Linked DNA regions of Homo sapiens: region 2 is linked to region 1. A link is a loop called in an ENCODE intact Hi-C map of the cell type or tissue named here. Cell type or tissue: ascending aorta. All regions are shown on one strand.

What was found. Hi-C counts contacts between places; a loop is a spot of excess contacts. Peaks named below come from ENCODE experiments on the same cell type or tissue, not always from the same donor. Only the 100,000 strongest peaks of a DNase experiment are listed, where the experiment ranks them.
Region 2: it touches region 1 in a loop (4-fold over the local background); 2 of 110 quality-filtered maps call a loop at or near these places.

What each region holds. Positions count from the first base shown.
Region 1 is chr10:63,708,666-63,716,665 of GRCh38, reverse strand. No RefSeq gene overlaps it. Among named protein-coding and RNA genes, the nearest start is that of REEP3, 190 kb to the right of the region's middle. RefSeq lists an enhancer at 2,712-3,390. In ascending aorta, no CTCF peak of the experiment used is centred here; DNase peaks (open chromatin) are centred at 2,705, 3,156, 4,245, 4,595 and 1 weaker place; H3K27ac peaks cover 5,103 bases.
Region 2 is chr10:63,111,548-63,119,547 of GRCh38, reverse strand. No RefSeq gene overlaps it. Among named protein-coding and RNA genes, the nearest start is that of NRBF2, 18 kb to the left of the region's middle. In ascending aorta, no CTCF peak of the experiment used is centred here; DNase peaks (open chromatin) are centred at 3,617, 3,924 and 5,407; H3K27ac peaks cover 2,634 bases.

The sequences.
Region 1 (8,000 bases):
CTCATAGGAAAACTATATACATGCGCCCTTCAACGTATTCTAAAGTGAAAGCTTAAAAGCATAAAATGTGTTTTAAAATTATAAGTTAGTTTTAGAAAGGAAAGATTTCTTTCCCTCACCTATTGCTAGCTTCATGGCTGAGGTACCTACAAAAGACAGATTAACAAGAGAAAAGCACATGAATGTATTTAATATAAGTTTTATATGCCACAGGAGGCTTCAGAAAGAAAGACTCAAAGAAAAGGGAAACCTGTGTATTTTTATGCTAAGTTTGATGAGGAAGTGGATAGCCATGAAGTACGACGATTGGGCAAAGGGGGTATGACCTATTGAGAATAAACTGGGAGAACTTAGCAAGAACTGTTTGTTTAGATTCTTTGTGTTTCTGTGTCTTCAGAGGTAAGGATACTCCTTTCCTCGGGGTATAGGGTGGACACTTCTCACATGACAATACTATGATCTGCTTCAGAGGAAAGTCAGAGAATTCTTTTATGACCTGCTTCAAAGGAGAAGAAAGGGAGAAGGTCAGAGTCCTTCCTGCTTTTGTTTTCTCAAATGCCAAGATGCTCTATGTTGAGGCAGCATGTTCTAAACTCCATCATCAGAAACTATACATTAATCGATCAAATCTATGAGACTATATACATGAGGCAAAAAGATAAAAAGCTTAAATACAAGGGAAGAAAATGAGACAAACTCTAGAAAAAAGGATAAAGAAATGAAATATTTATGTCTTAAGTTGCTAAGATCATGAAAAAAATTGAAAACAGAATTGTTATCTATCCATGTAAAAGCAAAAGCTTTATATTTAAGTACTATTTCCATTATTTTACTCTGAAATTATGGCATTTCAATATGGGATTCACTTTATCTTGTTTCCTAAATTATCACCTGTGCCTATTACTTGCACATCACTTAAATAAATTAAAAACTGCAGTATATATCATACACATTCCCGAAATTAAAATTTGTATTTCTTATACAGTTAAAAAAACAAAAGTAATCTAGCTACTACTATGTATTTGTTGTTGTTGTTGTTGTTGTTTTTGAGACAGAGTCTCGCTCTATCGCCCAGGCTGGAGTGCAGTGGCCGGATCTCGGCTCACTGCAAGCTCTGCCTCTCGGGTTCAAGCCATTCTCCTGCCTCAGCCTCCCAAGTAGCTGGGACTACAAGCTCCTGCCACCACGCCCGGCCAATTTTTTGTATTTTTAGAAGAGACAGGGTTTCACCATGTTAGCCAGGATGGTCTCGATCTCCTGACCTTGTGATCTGCCCACCTCGGCCTCCCAAAGTGCTGGAATTACAGGTGTGAGCCACCACGCTCAGCTACCATGTATGTTTTAAAAGACTAAATTCAACTTTCATTTGATTCTCTCTCTCTCTGTTCCTCTTTCTGTCTTTCTGCAGATAAGGTTTAATACTTTAGTATAAAGAAAATAGAACTTCTGTCATGTTGCTTTTGTACTTTGCATACTTTTTTTGCAATTATTATAGTATTGTAGAAGATATACATTATATCCTTGTGAATTCAAATGGCAGAAATATTGACTAAAATGTATATTACTCATATCAATTTTCCATATTCAATTTTATACTAAAATGATACTTTCATTTAATATGTTAATCATAACATAAAAGGCTGCACTTACCACAGAATATAGAAATATGAAGTTTAAATATATATTATATTATAGCCTGCTTTTCCCACAAGGCTAATAGCATGAAATCAATTTTTAATATGGAGGTAGAAATTATAAATTATTTTTAATGAACAAAAGAACAGAATCATTAACTCCCCAGCCATGACTTGATTTGGAAGTTGATTAGGGATCAAGTTATCTTCCTGAAACCTACCCTCCAGTGTAAAATTTCTATATTGAAAAATATGATGAACAACCTATTAAGGTTCTGCTTTTTATGTCTCTAGTACTTTGCTGCAGCTTACAACACACTTTTAAACACATAGGTTTTCTCAACAGTTCTGAGACAGAGAAGACCTTATCTTCTTAAGGTCCACGAAGACCTGGCAAACTAATCTTCAAGATGAATTCAGCCCACAGATCTATTTATCTATTTTGTGAAGCACACAGAGTTTTTCTTAATTCATTGCCAATATTTAAAAGTTTAGCACTTTCACACTATAAAAAAGAACTGGGCCAGGCACGGTGGCTCATGCCTGTAATCCCAGCACTCTGGGAAGCTGAGGTGGGTGGATCACTTGAGGTCGGGATTTCGAGACCAGCCTGGCTAACATGGTGAAACCCCATCTCTACTAAAAATGCAAAAAAGTAGCCAGGCATGGTGGCGCATGCCTATAATACCAGTTACTTGGGAGACTGAGGCAGGAGAATAGCTTGAACCCAGGAGGCGGAGGTTGCAGTGAGCCGAGATCGCACCAGTGCACTCTAGCCTGGGAGAAAGAGTGAGACTCCATCTCAAAAAAAAAAAAAAAAAAAAAAAAACACCACACGAAGAACTGGCTGTCCCAGTGACCCACATTCCCAGTGGCAACAACTGACTTGAGTCAACTTGGGTAGAGGATGCCCCTTTTTGGGAAGACTCTTTCTCTTCAGTTTGCCACAATCCCCACCATTCTCTTATACTCCCTAAAACTGAGATACAAAGTCAGTTGCCACTTACCATGTTTTACTGGGCCTCCCTCCCTTATAACGTGACTGCTTGGCCCGTGAGGTGTATGGGAAAACAGGCCAGGTCCTTCCAGTCACCCCAGGAACAGTGAGGATGCATTACTCATAGATGAGGCTTAGGGTATTTGCTGGAAAAGCATGCATCTGAGTTTGGAGATAACTTGGAAGGTTAAATACGGAAAAGACTTTCAAAGATCATCTCATTCAAACTCTTCATTGTAGAAGAGGAAACTGAGGTCCCAGAGGCTGAGTGACTTGTATCACATCACACAGTGAATTTACAGAAAATCCCAGCTTAAAGCCCAAGTCTCTTAACTGCTGGCTCCTATCACTGTAATAACAGAAATGGGAAAAAGAAACAACTAGAGAGAAAGGAAGGAGAGTGGGGACACAATCTCCCTTCCCCCTCTCCCAGGCTGTGGCAGGCAGCCAACTGGAGCTTTCTGCATATTTAATTTAAATCTTTGTCTGCCCTGGCAAGGACAAAGTACAATCTGTTTTATGTAAAAAGTCTTCCCTGAGGAAAGCCTCGGCCTCCAGCTGCGAAACTGATTGATGTTCTTCAAGTCCCCAGGAAGCTCTGCTGGGATCCGAGGTTGCGGTTTCCAAAAAAAGAGTCTGTGAAAAGGAAGCACTGAAAACAACAACAACAAAATTTCCTTTATTGTGTTTCTCTCAACCTGGGAGAATTAGACTAAAACAAGGAGGGGGGTGTTGGGACATGCAAATACAGACTGTATTTTAAAAGCAGATTTCAGAGTCCCAGATGGGAGGGGTTTGGGATGGCAAGCTGCTGCCAGAGGGAGACTGGAGTCTTGTCTAGAAGCTTTATTTGCATAGCAAGCACTTTGCTTTTACTTAGATTGCCTGTTCCAATCAATAAAGCTACTAAAATGTTCTGAAGATGCTTTATCCACACTTGAGGAAAGACTGAAAGCATCAATATCCAATAGTGTCACTAGTGATGTTTTATTTGGAATGTTTGGGAAATGTTCTAATAGAGATTAAAATCCATCTTATTTTGTGGGTTTCCTGATACTGTATTTTGGAGAACCAGATCTGGGGTGGCATTTCTTGCAAAACCAAAGCCAGTTTTGAAATCCAGTCTCAGAGTCATCTCTGAATGTTTCTGGATTGTTACAGCCAGGGCATCTCCTGCCAGATTTCTGCTCCATCCCATATGACATCTACTTTAACCTGAGGCCTTATGCACAGATAGCAACACTGAAGTGCCCCCAGAAGACCCAAAGAGGGCAAGACCACTACAAAAGTTTTGAGGATGATGGAAGTTTCACCCCGGAGGACTGGTTTTTCCCACTGGTCCCTGGCCCTGCCTGGGGCAGCCCGTGTATCAGGCTGGAAGGAGGGCATGGGTGACAGTGCAAGGTTCTGCCTTCACCTTCTGGCTCAGCAGCCAAACTTCAGTGTGAAGCCAGAACAAAGCTATTGCCAGGTCAGGGCTAAGGAGCTCGAGCCTGTCTTGGGGTGGAGCCAGGACCCAGAAACCACTGCCATGAGCCACCAGCTGGCTCTGATCCCAGGAACATGTGCAGCTGCTGCACAGGCCAGACTAGTCCTGAAGACTGTCACTGTGCCAGCCCCTCCATTAGGCCTCCCGGTCTCTGCTCTCATCAGGCTCACACCCAATGCCCCGTGTGTACTTTGGCATCTGCCTGCCTTTAGATGTCCTGGGATGACTGAATAAACCTTCAGAAAAGCCATGTGACCTGCTGATTCTTATCTTTCTGGACATCACACCTTTGTTCTAAAACTCCTTAGAGGTCAAAGTGTATAGATCCAAATCTCTGAAGTTCCTTGGTATGATGAAAATGAAGGAATAAACAATTTCCCTTAACTCTGTGTGGTCTAATTTAAGGGCCTTTCATTAGTACTCACAGGAAAAACACAGGCACCATGGCAGCGGAAACAGAAATCCCTCCCCACATGCCCTGATGGTGGGGGCAAAACCCATGAATGGCCACATTCACAGCTGTTTCTAGAAGTGCTTCCTGGTATCGTGGGCATTAAGCTTCAGTAATAAAGTTAACAGCAATACAGTCATACTGGAAAAAGGTCAAAAGGAGGAAAACCTTTATTTAAAATATTATGCTGTTCTTTTTACAAACTAGGTCATCTTCTGTATCAGTAGCTATTCCTCAAGGCATTCGGTCCCACTGACCCTTTAAGAACTTATTTTAAAAAATCGGGCTGCTTCTTACCCCAATTTTGTTTCTTCCCAAATGTGTTAGGCACTCTCCAACCTGGATACAAATTCCAGCATTTTGACAAGGTGTACCTAGTCCTCTTCAGATTCTCTTATCACCAGGGAAAGGCCTGTACAACTGCTCAGTAAGCCTTGGCCGTAAGGTATGCTCCCTAATACAGAATAAAGGGCAGGATGCCACAGTGCGGCCAGCAGGCTCAGTCCCATGGAGAGCAGCCCAGTACGGCTTAAGCTGTAAAGACAAGTAAGACAAGGTCTCTGTGCTCAGGAAACTGGTAATCTAGGGGAGGCCGTGGATGTGTTGCTTAACAAGGTGATAAGTGCATGCTAGCAGTGTGAACCAAGTGCCATGGGAACTCTGAGGAAGCAATGATTAATTATGCAGGGTATGGGGATTAAAGATCTGGGAATGTTTTCCAGAGAGAGAAACAGTGGAGCTGAAACAGATGATGAGCAGGCTTTGATCATGACAAAATTTGGGGGACAGAGTGCTCAGCAAGATACATTCCAGGAAGACGCATGGTGCAAAAGTCTTCCAGACACTGAAAGCTTTTGTTACATGAAATGCTTGGAGCACAGCAGGTCATCCAGGACAGTTGGAGTTTACAGTATAAGGTGGAGGGTGACACGGAAAGACCAAATAGTTGGGTTGGGCCAGATGGTGACTCTCGGACAACCAACTCCTTGGACTTTACCCTGAAGGCAGTGGTGAAGCAGATGAAGGATTTTAAGCAACTGGCTGGGTCAAGGGTTTAGTTTGGTGTATGACAAGCAAAGTTGTCTAAAAGGGACTCTGGGAGGTCACTTGGGGTGGCTTGGACAAGCCAAGTGGAACAGGGGCTTCCCCCCTTCTCCCAGTGGGGTGGGCTGCCCTAAATTTAGCTTCCCACAGAACTGGCAGTTTCTTTCCCACCCTACTCATATGAGCTACCACTCTCCACAGTCCTCAAATCTCCAGAACTGGAAAGCTGGCTTTCCCAGACAACTTCTCAGAACATCTAACACATAACTCAGACTGCCTGGTGCCCCAGTACCTATTTCCATCCCCACTGATAAGTTGTTCTGATCCTCTCTCCACATGGAAAGCAATAAGGAGGTAGAGTCCTTCCCCTAAAACATAACTTGCCATATTCTAAAAGATTCATTTTCTTGGATTCATGAAAGGCTGGGAGATTGTAGATGACTCTTTTGCCTGCTGACACTTGCTTTGTATGTTTCTACAATAAAGCCTGTTTCTAAATTCATACCAAGGGGTATTTTGGAACGCCTTCTGATCCTGGTGTTTTCTGACCAGGGTGACTATGAAGGAACCCACATTGTACCAAAGTGGGATGGCCTAGGAATGGAATAAGTCATTTCCCCATTGTTGATTAAGACTCTTTGTGTTGTAACAGAAAATCCAACTAAAACTGGCTTTAAAATTGAAGGGAATTTATTGTTTCACATAATTGTTAGGGTGGGCATAGAGTAGTTAATCCAGTGTTTTAATGATGCTATCAATGGCCCATTTCTCTCTCTCTGTCCTACCTTCACTAGTGTCAGCATTTTTCTTTTTCTTTTTTTTTTTTTTTTTTTTGAGATGGAGTTTCGCTCTTGTTGCCCAGGCTGGAGTGCAATGGCACTATCTCAGCTCACTGCAACCTCCACCTCCTGGATTCAAGTGATTCTCCTGCCTCAGCCTCCCAAGTAGATGGGATTACAGGTGCCCGCCACCACACCCGGCTAATTTTTCTTGTATTTTTAGTAGAGATGGGGTTTCGCCATGTCAGCCAGGCTGTCTCGAACTCCTTACCGCAGGTGATCCGCCTGCTGCAGCCTCCCAATGTGCTGGGATTACAGGCGTGAGCCACGGCGCCCAGCCATGTCAGCTTTTTCCTTTTTTTTTTTTTTTTGAGATGGAGTCTTACTCTGTTGCCCAGGCTATAGTGCAGTGGCATGATCTCGGCTCGCTGCAACCTCCACCTCCTGGGTTCAAGTAATTCTCTGCCTCAGCCTCCCTAGTAGCTGGGATTACAGGCACCCTCCACCACACCTGGCTAATTTTTGTATTTTTAGTAGAGACGGGGTTTCACCATCTTGCCCAGGCTGGTCTTGGACTCCTGACCTCGTGATCCACCGGCCTTGGCCTCCCAAAGTGCTGGGATTACAGGCGTTAAGCCACTGCGCCCAGCCGTGTCAGCCTTTTTTTAAGGCTGACTCTCCCAATGGTTGTAGAAATGCTGACAGTCACAATCAAGTCTCTAATAGTTACATCTGATGGCAAAGAGGGCTTCTAGACCAGCATTCCAGCCAGTGTCCTGAGATTCACCTAAATCGAGTAAGTTTAATTGACATATTTGTTGTTGTTGTTGTTGTTGTTTTGAGACAGGTTCTTACTCTGTCACCCAGGCTGGAGTGCAGTAGTACGATCTCAGCTCACAGTAACCTCCACCTCCCAGACTCAAGCAATCCTCCCACCTCGGCCTCCCAAGTAGCTGGGACCACAGTCACCCGCCACAATGCCTGGCTAATCTTTGTATTTTTTGTAGAGACAAGGTTTCACCATGTTGCCCAGGTTGGTCTCGAACTCCTGAGGTCAAGTGATCTGCCCACCTCGACCTCCCAAAGTTGTGTGATTACAGGTGTAAGCCACCACGCCTGGCCCTTAATTCACACATTTATGCTCACATCAACTCATATATTCATTGAACAAATATTTATGGAATACCTACTACATATTAGCCACTGTTTCAGGTTCTGGGACATTGAAATCACCTTGAATGACTGATTAGCTTAAAGCAATTGGTACCCATCACGAGCGCTAGGAGTGTGTTTAATTTCCCCCAAAGCACATGGACTGTATAGGGATGGAAGTGGATCCTTAGATAAAGACTTCTCTGCTACCAGGAAAGGGGGAGGAGAGAATAGATACTAGTTTGGCATCAAGAACACCTAATACAGGCTTGCTCCTGAAAACGCAGTTCCAGAACCAGCATTGTTGGCATCACCTGGTAATTTACTATAAATACAGAATCTCAGGTAGTGCCCCAAGTCTACTGGATGAGAATCTGCACTTTAACGAGATCCCCCGGTGACCTCTGTAAACATAGAACTTTGAATGCACTCATCTACAGGATAGATGAAAACA
Region 2 (8,000 bases), 600 kb after region 1:
TCAGACATTCCTTGGATATTAGCTGCTCTAATCTCATACTCAATATTGTAATTATTATAATTATCTCTTTACCATCATGATAATCCAGTCTCTCCTTGAACTACTCAAATCAAGGCAGACCAATCTGTGGTAGGATATATTTTAAAATTCTAACATTTGTATATTTGATATTGGATTTTTTTTTTTACTATTAGAAAGTCTTTCATTTGTGTGAATTGTAATCTGTCTTCCCATGACTGCTATGCTCTGAATTTTTTTTTCTTATAAATCACTATAACATATGTGTGTGCAACCAGGCACAATCTGTTCCCTGTATCAAAATGCAAAATGTGCATATCCTTGACTCAGCAATCCCCATTGTAGAAACCTTCTCTACAGAAATACTAGCACAGAGGTAGAAAATAAAGGTATGTGAGGATGTTCATTGGGGTGCCATAATAGTACCCTCCCTAATTTTGGAATAGTTCAAACAAAACTAGCCAGACCATTTGACAGGCCTGCTAGAGAGAGGGATTCCTGCATCAGGTGGAAGCTTGGATTGGTTACCTCAAAAGCCTGTCCGGTTATAAGTCCTTGGTTTGCTCATTTATGGGGAGAGAGTGGAGCAGACTGTCCTGGTCCCACTTTCTGCTTTCTGAGCTTCTCTGCTGAGCAGGAGAAAAAGATGAACCTCCATTATGCAGTAGGAGAGGGAGTCCAGTGCACCTGCCACACATATGATGTTTGCAGACTGCCCAGTGAAGCCACCCAAGAGCATTCTTCTGTAGTCACAAAACCTACAAGGCCTGCCACAGAGACAGTAACAGGGACAACAGCAGGGTTGGGAGTAGCAGGGGCAGCAGCAGGCCCCAGAGTAGTGCTGGGCGCTTGGCTGCATCCAAGTCCACATGTCCAGAACAGATAGCACAGCAATGTCAGGGGCAGCCAGCAAGGGCCCAGGAGGAAAAGGAGCCAGGATGGTCACAGCAGGACCACCAGCGCGTCCTCAGTGGGTGTTAAATTAGCTGTGCGGGTGCTTCATGCATATCCTTGGAGAGCATGTCTAGCATGTGGCCAGGGGCTGCCAAGGGATCCCCAGAAGGCAGAACGAGTGTGGTGACTACAGTAGTAGAGATCACTAGCAGGAGTGTTGTGAAAACAGCAAAAGGGCCAGTAGGGAGATCTCTCCTTTCAATCTTATAGAGTAAAGGCTGCATCTGTAGGTCTGGATCTGAAAATAATAATAATAACAGAATAAAGGCTGCATAAATGAATGGGATGAGAGAGAGTTTCCCAGGTCAGTGCTGAGGTCCAGATGGAAAGATAGGAAGCAAGGGGAAGGTACAGAACATAGAACTCTAAATTAGAGAATCCTCCATTACAGGAGGTTATGTGAAGATAGCAGCAAGACAAATGAAGATAAGTAAATCTGAAAATTATCTTCCTGCCAGTCGTTAGCCATGAGACCATTAGAAATTTTAAAAAGGGCTAAGCATGGTGGCTCACACCTGCAATTCCAGCATTTTGGGAGGCCAAGATGGGAAGACTGCTTGAACCCGGGAGTTTGAGGGTGCGGTGAGCTATAATTGGGCCACTGCACTCCAGCCTGGGTGACAGAGCCAGAAACTGTCTCTAAAAAGTAAATAAATAAATTACAAAAAGAACAAGGGCAGAAGCAGCCCAGGAGGCACCAGCAACAGCTTCTCCACTCACAAGAGCTTCAGGCACCATCCCACCATAAAAGATTCTAGGACATTTCACCATTGGAATTGGGAAGCTGCTCTACAAACTAGTTCAGATTCTGCAAGTAAGATATCCAGCAGGATAGGCTCTTTCTTAAGCTACTGCAAAGCCAACACTACTACAAGACAGAACTGTGGCCCCACTACCTGGTAGAGAGAGGGACATGATGTCTAAGACAATAGAGGGCAGCAACCTGGGGGCTCTCTGGAGACAGCAGAGGGTAGCCAGGGGCTAGAGATCATTGTATCGGGATATGAGAACAGTGAGGTAGATGGTAATCTTTGAAACTGAGCCTGTTAAAGAAGAACTAGAGCAGGAAGCTACCATAGGGATCTGGACTTGGGGGAGTATCTTTTTTTTTTTTTTTGAGACGGAGTCTTGCTCTGTCTCCCAGGCTGGAGTGCAGTGGTGCGATCTCGGCTCACCGCAAGCTCCACCTCCTGGGTTCACGCTATTCTTCTGCCTCAGCCTCCTGAGTAGCTGGGACTACAGGCGCCCTCCACCGCGCTGGGCTAATTTTTTTTTTTTTTTGTATTTTTAGTAGAGACGGGGTTTCACCATGTTATCCAGGATGGTCTCGATCTCTTGACCTCATGATCCACCTGCCTTGGCCTCCCAAAGTGCTGGGATTACAGGCGTGAGCCACCGCACCAGGGCTTTTTTTTTTTGTTTTGTTTTTTTAAAAAGGGTCTCACTCTGTCACCCAGGCTGGAATGCTATGGCACAATGTTGGCTCACTGATAACGCGACCACCTGGGCTCAAGTGATCCTCCCATCTCAGCCTCCAAGTAGCTGGGACTACAGGCTTGTGCTATCATTCCTGGCTAATTTTTGTATCTTTTTTGGTAAAGATGGGTTTTTGCCATGTTGCCTAGGCTGGTCTTGAACTCCTGAGCTCAAGCAATCTGCCCATCTCGGCCTCCCAATGTGCTGGGATTACAGGTATGAGTCACCATGCCTGGCCTGTTTCCCTTTTTATATATGCACAAGAGTGATATAGGGTAAAAATATGCCCAAGTCTGAAGAACCAACCCCTTTCATTATATATAAAATAAAAATACTAAGTGGCAAAAACAAGGGCTTAACTTCAGAGAAAAAAAAAAAAAAAACAGTTTGCCAGCAGAGCCAGCATGTAAGCAATGGCCATCTTTCCTGTACTTAATAGGTGTGAGGGCCCATCATCCTTCTGCGTCATTCCCTGATATGAAAGGATCTGATAAGTCCTTCCCCATTTCCAACTTCATCATGAACAAAAGGGAAGACTGCCTTTAACTTTAAACAGAAACTAACTACAGTATAGTTTAGTTGTTTATTTTTAAGACTGGTGTTGACTAGTAAGCCCCATTTTGCTTCGGGCTGATTCAAGTGTTTTTTGAACAATTAAATTATTCTGTTTCCTGAAACTTTCAAATTATCCCTATTTCCCAATATTAATGGTTTGACTTTGTACTGTATAATACTTTGCACGTTTCCAAGCACTTACATGTACATTCCCTCTTTCAATTCTAACGGGCTCAAATTAGGGACTTGTCCAATGTCATAAAATTAATAAATGGCTGAGCTAGGTCTTGAATCTAGCTCTGTCTGGTTATAAACCCAGTTATTTTTCCACGACAAGCAGCTAAATATCTACCAGAATGACTGGATGTTGGTAATAATAGAAATAGAGGGTAACCCACTGCAATTACATTTGTTATTTTTGGTTTTCCTAGGTTCACAGTCCTGAGTACTAAGAGGTTCAGGCTAAAAAGAGAGTCGCTATTGTTAGTGACTCTATTCTCCTCCAGGGTATTTTCCAAGAACTATTCACAAACTAGACTGGGCAGGAACTGGCCATGTGAGAAGGGGGAGGGTAGCTGTGAGGTCAGCAGGCTCTAACTCCTCGGACTCTGAGCCAACTTGTCCAGTTGCTTCAGCCTGAGCCAGGGTGAACAAAGCCAAGTTAGGCAGGAGTCAGGCATTCTATTCAACCAAGTTCAATAGAGGAGAGTCCAAGGAAAGCAGAATTTCAGGGTAGTTTTTTATTCAGTAAGCTGACATTTGGGAAACGGCAGTCAAATAAATGCAGAAAGGCAATGATTCAATCGACTTTGTACTAAGTTAGTGTTTCTCAAAAAAGGAAGCTGAAGCGAACCCTCCAGAATCCTAATGTCCTTGGACCACTCAGCTTCTGGTGCACCAGTAGTGCTGCCTTTTTTCTATCTATAAAATATAACTTCAGCTGGGTGCTGTGGCTCACACCTGTAATCCCAGCACTTGGGAGGCCAAGGCAGGTGGATCACAAGGTCAAGAGATCAAGACCATCCTGGCCAACATGGTGAAACCCTGTCTCTACTAAAAATACAAAAATTAGCTGGGCGTGATGGCACGTGCCTGTAGTCCCAGCTTCTCAGGAGGCTGAGGCAGGAGAATCGCTTGAACCCGGGTGGCAGAGATTGCAGTGAGCCAAGATAGTGCCACCACACTCCAGCCTGGCGAATTTATATATATATATATATATATATATAACTTACCTGTTGATCTATGCTGGGTTGGACACAAGGGAAATCCCTTTTACCTACATTTTCTTTCCAGGCACTTCAGGACACTAAGACATCCTAATCAAATCCTTTCCATCCACTGTATTCACTACCCCCAATTATACAGACCTCAAACTTCCAGTTCCACCTCTTCCTCTGACCCTTTGACGGAAAATGCTAGTCAATCTGGACTTTATTTCAAATAGAGTGGTCACATACTGGGAAGGGATCAAGGGAATCATGAGATATTAGAAGATGGTAGAGTATCATGGCCTTAAGTAAAGGTCAGTGAGAGGACACTTAGAAATGATCTAAATCATAAGGCATAAATTCAGCAACTGCTCTTAAGTTTTCTTTCCTTTTCTTTTTATTTTTTTGAGACAGAGCCTCTCTCTGTCCCCCTGGCCGGAGTGCAATGGTGTGATCTCGGCCCACTGCAACTTCTGCCTCCCAGGTTCAAGCGATTCTCCTGCCTCAGCCCCCTGAGTAGCTGGGATTACAGGTGCCTGCCACCATGCCCATCTAATTTTTGGATTTTTAGAAGAGGTGGAGTTTCACCATGTTGGCCAGGCTGGTCTCAAACTCCTGACCTCAAGTGATCTGCCTTCCTCGACCTTCCAAAGTGCTGGGATTACAGGTGTGAGCTACCGTGCCAGGCCTCTGCTATTAAATTTTCTAAGAGAAATTTGCCTCCAGCCTCCTTTTAAAAGTATTTTCCACAGTTGCCAAGATTCTTCAATCCACTGTTAATCTATTTTGTTTCTCCTGTGTTCCATGCTGCCTGCTGCTGTCCCTCCTAAATGATACTAGCACAGAAGATATGTGTTTGACATCTTGGGAAGCCATATGAGGGCTTCAGGAAAGGGAAGGGTCAAGCCAAACAGCACAGGAAAAATAAGAATTTTACCATGAATTGAATTTTCTACCTTTCATTTTCACTGTATTCTTTATTTCTGTGGTGGTCTTTTAAAATATTTTCTCCACTCTTCTGTGGAAGGAAGGAAGGAAGAAAAAGAAAATATGACAAATACCTTTTACCTCTACCCTGACATGTTTTCATCATACGCTGTTGACACTCAGTCCAGAAGCAACTACGGGAAGAATGATGCAACCTCAGATGTTAGGACATCAGGACTGTGGCCAAAGAATTTTCACAACATACATGGAGCCTGGCCAGGCTTCAGCTTTGGCTAGACACAGGTTATTCTACACTGAGTTCTCCCTTGTCATTTCTAAAATCTGCAGGGCTCTGACTTTCCCAGCATGATTGCCATATATATCACAGGCTTTTTTTTTTCATTTTTTTCCAGTTCAGGGTTTTGGGGAAGGGAGCAAAGTAATTAGAGAAATGGACCAATTGGAGCCGGGCGCGGTGGCTCATGCCTGTAATCCCAGCACTTTGGGAGGCCAAGGCAGGAGGATCACGAGGTCAGGAGATCGAGACCATCCTGGCTAACACAGTGAAACCCTGTCTCTACTAAAAAAATACAAAAAAAATTAGCCGGGCGTGGTGGCGGGTGCCTGTAGTCCCAGCTACTCAGGAGGCTGAGGCAGAAGAATGGCGTGAACCTGGGAGGCAGAGCTTGCAGTGAGCCGAGATCGTGCCACTGCACTCCAGCTTGGGTGACGGAGCGAGAGAGCGAGACTCTGTCTCAAAAAAAAAAAAAAAAAAAAAAAAAAAAGAAGAGAGAGAAATGGACCAATTGGAAAAGTTTTGGTCACAATATTGAAATAATTTGCAGAAACCTCTAGACTTCTTCCATCATCATGGAGCAAATATTCTTGGCTGGCTTTAACAGGATGTTTACTTTGTAAACGTATAAATAATTAATCCTTTTTTTTTGTTGTTTTTTTGGGACAGAATCTCGCTCTGTCACCCAGGCTGTAGTGCAGTGGCGAGATCTCAGCTCACTGCAACCTCCATCTCCCAGGTTCAAGCGATTCTCCTGCCTCAGCCTCCCTAGTAGCTGGGATTACAGGTGCGTGCCACCATGCCTGGCTAATTTTTGGATTTTTAGTAGAGAAGGGGTTTCACCATGTTGGCCAGGCTGGTCTCAAACTCCTGGCCTCAAGTAATCTGCCTGCCTTGGCCTCCCAAAGTGCTGGGGTTACAGGTGTGAGCCACTGCACCTGGCTTAATCCCTTTTTGGATAGGTGCCTTCTCATTAATGACTTACATTCTTCCCCTTTTCTTATGAACCTTACCGCACAGATTTGAATAAATTATAATCCTTGGTTCATGACCAATTGTCATCAGTGGTTCATGCATGGTACCTTTTGTTTGTAGTTAATTTGATTTACAATGTAATGAATATCCACCACTACTCCAAAACAAAGCTGATGTGAACATTCCTGTACATGTTTTCCTGAGTTCATGTGCATGCATTTAGCTAAACACTTATATAGGCTAGAATTGCTGCATCAAGGATTATGCATATGTTTGGCTTTAGCAGAGATCGCCAAACAGTTTTTCAAAATACACTACCACCAGCAGTGAATTAAAATGCCACTTGCTTTAAAAGGTTGTCAATAGTTTGTATTCTTTGTCTTTTTAATTTTAACAATTTTACTGGATATGAAGATTGTCTTACTCTTTAACCCCTTAAGAGCTGACTTCTGTTCCCATTACTTTATGCAGTTAAACAAGGTGCTTCTGAAGATATCTCTACTAAGCTCTTGATCATCAAGTTTAATGACTTTTCTTCAATTCTTGTCCTTCATCTCACAGTAATATTTAACACCACTTTTTTCTTGAAACTCTATTTTTTTGACTTCTATCATACAGTATTATCTTAGAAGGTACTCATTTATCATTTATCCATAATTTCAAAATCCAATATACCCTGAAAACTAAATTCTTTTTTTTTTTGAGACAGAACCTTGCTCTCAAGGTTTTTGTTTTGTTTTGTTTTGTTTTTGTTTTTTTTTTGAGACAGAACAAAGCTGGAGTGCAGTGGTGCGATCTGGGCTCACTGCAATCTTCACCTCCCAAGTTCAAGCAATTCTCGTGTTTAGCCAACCAAGTAGCTGGGACTAGAGGTCCCTGTGCCACCATGTCCAGCTAACTTTTGTATTTTTAGTACAGACAGGGTTTCACCATGTTGGCCCCGCTGGTCTCAAACTCCTGATCTCAAGTGATAACTTCCTTGGCCTCCCAAAGTGTTGGGATTACAGGTATGAGCCACCGCACCTGGCCTGTTTTTTTTTCTTTTTCTTTTTGTTTTTTTCTATTTTTTTTGAGACAGGGTCTTGCTCTGTTGCCCAGGCTGGTGTACAGTGGCACAATCATGGCTCACTGCAGCCTCCACCTCACAGGCTCAAGTGATCCCCCCACCTCAGTCTCCCGAGTAGCTGGGACTATAGGCATGCACCACCACCCCCAGCTAATTTTTAAACTTTTTATAGAGATAGAGTCTCACTGTGATGCTCAGGCTGGTGAAATTTTTATACACTCATTTAATGGCACACTCATCCTGAACTGTCACAAGACTATTTTTGGTCCTTCTTTAACCCACTTATGAATATTCACATGATTCATTAAAGATTTATCAATGTGTTTGATTGTGAGATACTTTCCCAGTCCCTGTTCTATAATATAGAGTATAGGCACTATATTATCTTTCTAAAATCAGTAAATTCTGAATTCTGAAATATATCTGACTGACTCGGAGTTTTGGGCAAGATTTTGTGGACTGTGGTTGAAAAAGTATAGAGTCCTATGAACCTGGGCATGGATCCCATTTCACTTAATGTCTTGAA